Regions from separate parts of the Homo sapiens genome. Here all the other regions are linked to region 3. The links are chromatin loops, found by intact Hi-C in ENCODE. Cell type or tissue: PC-3. All regions are shown on one strand.

Region 1 (2,500 bases), 160 kb after region 3:
ATGTGATATCCCACTGGGTTTTGATTTACATTTCTCTCATGATTAGTGACGTTGAACATTTTTTCAAGTTTGTTGGCTTCTTTTGAGAAGTATCTGTTCATGTATTTTGCTGATTTTTTAATGGGGTTATTTGTTTTTGGTCTGGTGTCCAGGCTGGAGTGCACTGACATGATCTTGGCTCACCTCAACCTCGACCTCCCAGGTTCAAGTGATTTTCCCACCTCAGCCTCCTGAGCAGCTGGGACAACGATCAGATGGATGTAGGTGTGCAGCTTCCTTTCTGAGTTCTCTATTCTGTTTCATTGGTCTATGTGTCTGTTTTTGTGCCAATACCAGGTGTTTTGTTTACTGTAGCCTTATAGTATAGCTTGAAGTTGTGTCATGTGAGGCTTCTGGCTTTGTTCTTTTTGCTTAGGACTGCTTTGGCTATGTGGGCTCTTTTTTGGCTCCATATTAATTTAGAATAGTGTTTTCTAGTTCTGTGAAAAATGCTATTGATAGCTTGATAGGAATATGGTTGAATTTGTAGATTGTTTTGGGCAGTATGGTCATTTTAACAATATTGATTCTTCAATCCTTGAGCACAGAATGTTTTTCCATTTGTGTCACCTATTATTTCTTTAAGCAGTGTTTTATAGTTCTCTTTGTATAGGTCTTTCACCTCTCTGACAGAGAGTGACTTAGACAATTTTGGCTGCTATAACAAAGTCTACTTAGTTAGAAACAACTTTACATACATAAAATATCTATTCTTCAATGGTTCCTGTACATGGTTCCAAAACATACCCCAGGATTAAAATGAATTTTTCTCACATACATGCCAGTGTTTTTTCAAACCACTTTATGACATCCTACTACTTTTTTCTTTTGCCACAGCAGTTCAGTTTGAGAGGTTCTGTGAGATGTCTTTGATATGGAAGAGTTACTAAAAAAGGAAACTTAGAGCTTAGAGAAACAGGAAATTTTGCTTCTAAACATTTAAGTATAGAAATAAACACAGCTATACATTGGTGAAGACAACATACTGTTAGTATCACAATGAGATGTGGCATTTGGATTAAGTTGAAAGGAAAGTATTTCTAATTATACAACTGAATTACAGATGACAATTTGAACTGCTTAATGTAGTTTATAGATTAAAAAGTTCATAGTGACATTTTCCTTTTTCTTCTAGCCACCCTTTGATAACCCCTTTAATGGAATGTTGTGAGCCACAGGTTCAAAAGTAGTGAACGCTTAGGAGGCTTAACTTATCCTAATGACCTTTCAATGCAAAGCAAAAGGTCAACAGTTAGTGTTACATTGAGGCTGACAAAGAATGTTGCCTAAACCTGAATGACAAAAGCTTGCTACTGGAGGTCACCTCTTAATTGACTTTCCTGACATTAATGCTTGTTGTAAACCAGGAAACTCATTTTGAAGTTGCAGTCCTTTCTTCAAAGTCTTGCTTATTATAGATAACATATTTGTCATATCGGTCACTGTTTACTCAGCCTTATGAATGTTTTATAGAAACCATCAAATGTTGCTCATTCTTTCACAAGTCACATATTAAGTACAATTTCTTTAAACTCAATTGGGGTTTCAAGCTTTGTCTGTAATATGTACACGCATCTAATGAACTTTAGGTCTTTGGCATTCCTGGACATGTCTATTGTGTTAATACCCTTGGTGTGTTCATCATTTACAGAAGGCAAGGTGGAATGCAGACTGGACTGAGCAGACCAGTGTTACAGTGCCCACACTAACATACCTTATTTTTTAACTTGGCATTGTTTAGATGCTACTCTTAAATTCAGGAGATGCCTAAAAGTTTATATGCGAGCCTAGTAGACAAGAGTCCTGTTTCTCAAACTTTCTAGGTCTCATTGTTCTAATTTATAAATTTAGAATTTTTGTAAGTGATCTATAACTCTAGTTATACTGATATTGTATTTCAAACATGTTTGTTCTCTGTTACCTTTAGCTGAAATAGAACAATGTGAATATTCCATAGCCTCTGATTATTCATATTTTGTTGAATATCTGTTCTCTACCACTCCTCCAAATTTGGCAAACATGTCTTTAAAGTACTTGAGACAATCCAAAGCATATTCATCAGTCTTTTCCTCCTAGATGTCTGTCCCTTATTCCTTATAGAGGAAATATGATCTCATAACCTCAAGTTTAAAGAACCATACAATATTAAGCTAGAAGAGACTTTAAAAAGTCATATACTCCAGCAGTGCTATTCATTGGCCACTCAAATCTGTTCCACTCTTCCCAAGAGGTCTGCTAGACCTGCATTGTACAATATGAAAACCATCATTTAAATTTAAATTTAAATTAATAAAAATTAGGTAAAATTAAACTTTACTTCTTCAGTTGTACTAGCCACATTTCAAGTGCTCATAAGCTACATGTGGCTATCAGAGTCCATATTGCACAGCACAGAAATAAATTACTTCCACCATCACAGAACGTTCTATTAGACAGTGATGATGTAAACTAAGCTTTAATA
Region 2 (2,500 bases), 390 kb after region 3:
TATGTAAGTAATTTTATCTGAAATAAAAAGTAGCATCATTTAAGCATACAATTTTTGATAGTCGATTGCATGCTTTCCTTAGAGAGTACAGATTCAGAGTCCTCTGAATTGTTCATTCCAACCAGGCCATGTTTTAAAACAAAAGGGGATAATATTAATGAATTATAGGTCAACAGAGTAAACTGAGATTCTTACAGGCAGACTAGGAAATGTGGTCACCCTCCTTTAGGAGTTTGGCAGATAAGTAAAGTACATGTGCCTCTGCTTTTTCTGGGGAAAAGGAAGGAGTTCTATTGATCTAGAGATGGCAGAAACTATGCAACTCCAGACAGTTATTTGTATGTAAGAATACAGACCCAATCTTATCAGATCTTCTGATTTGTCAAGAAAAAATAGGGAATTCCATCTGAATTCTATTTTATCTGAAATATCTTGATGTTTTAATGTTAGTAATGCAGTGATTTTTTTTTTTTTAGAAAAAGCAGTTCTAGGTATAGGCAGGAGATAAAAATCAAAATGAATAATAATCTGCATAGGCTAGATACACAGATATCAACATTAGCCACTTTGTAAGAGCAGGGTACTCCAGGCATTATACCTTTAGTCGCTGAGTCATGGGGGAGGTTTGGAAAGTCCTAAACAAGGGGCCTATGCAGCCAGGATATTAGGAAGACATTCAGGAGGCCTGAAAGCATCGTAATATTCTAAACCCAGCATAGCCACAACCTAAATATTCATCCTGGTATAGCTATAAGGAATACTTCATGAGGCCCTCCAAAGTGACTTTGTTAACTTCTGAAATAGTGTGATAATTTTTATTTCCCTACTCACTCACCACACAATCATTTCCTAATTGCTGTCTGTGTTTGACTTGCACCTGTATTAGGTAATAAAGATTCAGAATTTTATTCACACTGGTTCCACTACCAATTTTACTATTCAATTGAGAAACAGATACCATTAGCTGCTAATTCCAAAATCATCAGTTTGGTGACTATAACTTGGGTCAGAAAGATTTAGCACTGCTTCTCCTTCCACATCCACAACTTCTAGCTCACAGTTTGCCCCTTAGAAGTATCTGTCTAACATTCATAGTTTAGCCTGCAAGCTGTTGCTTAGTCTAGTAATGACACATACAGAATGGTTTTATGGTCAAGCACTGAGTCATTCCCCAAGCTGCTTGTTTTAGCTATATTCTCCAAATGTATACAATATAGATTTATAAAAATGATTATGCTGAGGTTATAATTTCAAAATGAGCCACAAAGTATGTTTGAGGTACTCATCTGGCCTTTTCATTTTACAGATGAGGAAATACCCACAGGCGGTTGAGCAAATTCCTGAAGAGCATACAACTTGTAAGATGATGACTTCAAAGCTCTTTGAGTGCTATCAGAATTTGTGAGTAACAGAGGCTTCAGCCTATGGATGGGGATGGAGGCTACACAATTTGAGGTAGGGAAGGGTGGGAGTTTGGGAACCAAAAGTAGTTACTAGCTTGTTACCAAAGATAGATTTTGGTTGCAAAGAGGCAAAGTAAACTGCCAGTGACCTCACCACAAGGCAGGGGCAGACTTCCTGCTAAGGCATTAAGACCTTCTCAGTCATCTGGGGAACAAAGTGGCATTCACAAGGAACCGCCTCTGACCGCAGACCTACTGGGTAGTGGAGGTTTTTCATTCTTAAGTTTGTTCTTTCATTCCTATCAACTTGCAGATTTTCTACTGTCATCACCCACCTCCTCTCAAACCCTCATTTCTATTCAGCTTAGATCTCCTCTTTTCCTTTTGTTTTCTCCTCGATTATTTTTATCTTATTTTATGCCATCATGCCCCATTTCAAAGAAATGTTCTTGTTTTCTTAAAGCCTTCTACGTAAGATCCATTTAGCTCCTCATTCCTACAGAAACCTGGATTTCCTGTGGCAAAACCACTTCCCTCACAAAATTCCAAGTACACTCTTTTTATTCTTCATCCTGCCTCCTGTTCTCTTGGTCTCTGAGTCATCCAAAGCCTAGGTCATCCATGACTTATACTGAAATCCTATCTTCTCTGTCAGCAAGATTCTGTTTCAAAAAAAGGAGCCATTGCCCCCTCTTCATGTCTAGTAACAATGCCTTAGTTCGTACACTTAGAGTTTCTAACTCAAAACATTGTAATTGACTTTTGAATGATTTTTCCACCTCCTTCTTCCCTTTCAGCTCATTCTTCTAGCCACCAGAGCTTTTTGTGTAAACCACAACACTGATAATGTCATTACAGCACATGTGTTATCACTTCCAAGATAAAGTCAAAGTGCCTTGGCAGTAAAAATGCTTTGTCCTAGTGAATTATATGCTTTCTTATGTTTTGATCTAGTGATTTGGTTTATAAGAACTTCTTTTAAAGAAATAATCAGATTTAGAGAAATGTTTATTTTAATAATATTCTCTGTAATGCTATTTAGAAGAACCAAAGAACAAACTCAAGTGTTCCTAAATAGAGAAGCCATTTTAAATTTT
Region 3 (2,500 bases):
CCAGTAATACCATTACTGGATATATATCCAAAAGTAAATAAATTGCTCTAACAAAAAGACATAAGCACTCATATTCATCACAGGGCTATTCACAATAGCAAAGACATGGAATCAGCCTAGGTACCCATCAATGGTGGATCCATAAAAAATAATGAAATTATTTCTTTGTGACAGTATGGATGCAGCTAGAGGCCATTATTCTAAGCAAATTAACACGAGAATAGAAAACCAAATACTGCAGATTTTCACCTACAAGTGGAAGCTAGACACTGGGTACTCATGGACATAAAGACAGCAATAGCAGACACTGGAAACTACTAAGATGGGGAGACAAGGAGGGGGCCAAGAGTCCAAAAGCCACCTATTGGGTGCTATACTCACTACCTGGGTGATGGGATCATTTGTACCCCAACCTCAGCATTACATAAGGTATCCATGTAACAAACCTGCACATATACCCCAAATCTAAAATAAGAGTTGAAATTATAGATAAAATAAAAGTTTTATCAACATATATGTATCACTATATGTATTATATTATGTATAATTAATATAATAAATATGTATCAATAAAATATATTTTTTCCAGCCAGTCATTCATGTTACCTGTCCTCCTGTTCTTTAACCTCACAAAAATAAAATTGGGCTTTCAAAGTTTTTTTTCCTGTTGCCCAGTAGAAAAAAAATGTTGTGGCTTCTACTTAAAGTCATCTAATTTAACATCAAGGCTAAAACAGGGAGAATATCAAGAAGCTTAAGTATGTGGACAGAGAAGGAGACATTTTCATAAGTGTTAAATAACAAACAGAGAAATTTTCCTGAATGCTTCACTTCACATGACATTTGCCTTCATAAAGATTGCTCAGTACAGAAAAAAAAGAACTTTGAGAAACCCTTGAAAAAATGTATGAGATAGAACTGAACAGGCATGAGCTGTCATGCCTAGGATAAGTCAAAGAAGGAAGTCACCATGAAACATACAAAACAAAAGTGACATGGGAATCACGAGGTCATAGAATTAAGCCTGCCACCCGGTGGAATGTCACACAGCATGCAAATTAAAATTAAGGTCTCAGTACTGAGCTACTCAAGTAAAGGGATGAGCATTGTTGGAATATACCTTGAGTTGGACACACAAGTCCACTATGGTGAGATGTTTTTTAATGTCTCTACTAAACCTAATTTGATTCTGCAGAATATCTGCCTTAAAGTAACATTACATTTAGGTCTATCTAACTCCATTCTTTTGAAATACAAATTGGCCTACCCACTTAGTTCTCCATATGTAATATGTCAGGAATAAGAATTTTTCTTTGTAATAACTAGTCACATTAATAAACATTTCTTAGTATCTTTTGATACATAGAACAGACTCTTGCTTGAGTATTAGGAAATATGAAGAAAGTTTATTGCCCTGTGAGAAATTCGTAATTGGTCACTTGGTGAATTTGTACTTTATTGCTTTTCCTCTGAGAAATGCATTCCTTGGTTTATAAGACCTTGAAATCTCTAAGATAAAGAAATTTTGTTTCTATTAATGTTGAGAAACGTCATCACTATTATGTTTTTATGGTTGGATCTTTGGTGGTTACCCATTATCATTACAGACAACAATTTCACACTGTGCCTCTAACATTCTCAAATATATGAATTAACAAAGAAATTGTATGAAATCCTGAGAAGCACAGAAAAATGTATGTCTTTTTTTTTCTTAAGCTAGATATTTAAGAACAAGGCACAATACATCTTGAAAAAAAGATTTATAGAACTAATAAAATCTTGGCAAATAAAGCATTATGATTCCATTCACAAATGTGATAAAGACAGTAAGCTAAACTTTCAAAGCTGCATCTTAGACACTTTATCCTAACTAGGTTTTCTAAGATTTAACCACCCATGCGAATTACTATGTGTTGTGAATTTCAAGTACCATTTTTGCCTTTATTTATTGGATCTGCTAATTTTTCACTTCTGAGTCACAGCATTCCAGCTGAGTAATCATTGCATCATTATTTTAAAAAAAGGAAAGAAAGGAAGGGAGGGAGGGAGGAAGGAAGAAAATTATAAAACTCATAACTTTTTTGCAAAACAAAACCATGTTTTCCTCCAAAATACAAGAATTGACAGCAGAGTTTATGCTTTTCTCACAATTGCAAATACAGTTGACCTTTGAACAACATGCATCTGAATTGCACGAGTCCACTTATACATGAGTTTTCTTCTGCGTCTGCCACATCTGAGACAGCAACACCAATTTCTTCTCTTCTTACTCCTCCTCAGCCTACACACTGTAAACACAATGAGGATGAAGACCTTTATGATGATTCATTTCCACATAATAAATAGCAAATATATTTTCTCTTCCCTGTAATTTTCTTAGTAACATTGTTTTTCCTCTAGCTTATTTAATTGTACAAATTCAGTTGTACAAATTCAATTGCACAATTAAATAAGCTAGAGGAAAAACAATGTTACTAAGAAAGTATATAATACGTATATA

The links. A loop is a pair of places that touch in the nucleus more often than their neighbours do. Peaks named below come from ENCODE experiments on the same cell type or tissue, not always from the same donor. Only the 100,000 strongest peaks of a DNase experiment are listed, where the experiment ranks them.
Region 1: a loop joins it to region 3, with 7 times the contacts of the local background. A loop is called at or near these places in 3 of 110 quality-filtered maps.
Region 2: it touches region 3 in a loop (2.6-fold over the local background); 3 of 110 quality-filtered maps call a loop at or near these places.

What each region holds. Positions count from the first base shown.
Region 1 is chr3:110,582,165-110,584,664 of GRCh38, forward strand. All of the region lies in intron 3 of LOC105374037 (a long non-coding RNA gene), which reads right to left. Among named protein-coding and RNA genes, the nearest start is that of NECTIN3-AS1, 490 kb to the right of the region's middle. In PC-3, no CTCF peak of the experiment used is centred here; a DNase peak (open chromatin) is centred at 1,527; H3K4me3 peaks cover 551 bases; H3K27ac peaks cover 1,048 bases.
Region 2 is chr3:110,813,120-110,815,619 of GRCh38, forward strand. No RefSeq gene overlaps it. Among named protein-coding and RNA genes, the nearest start is that of NECTIN3-AS1, 260 kb to the right of the region's middle. In PC-3, no CTCF peak of the experiment used is centred here; DNase peaks (open chromatin) are centred at 1,252 and 1,992; H3K4me3 peaks cover 881 bases; H3K27ac peaks cover 2,500 bases.
Region 3 is chr3:110,418,309-110,420,808 of GRCh38, forward strand. No RefSeq gene overlaps it. Among named protein-coding and RNA genes, the nearest start is that of NECTIN3-AS1, 650 kb to the right of the region's middle. In PC-3, a CTCF peak has its summit at 1,041 (motif pointing left); DNase peaks (open chromatin) are centred at 1,983 and 2,263; H3K4me3 peaks cover 1,071 bases; H3K27ac peaks cover 1,849 bases.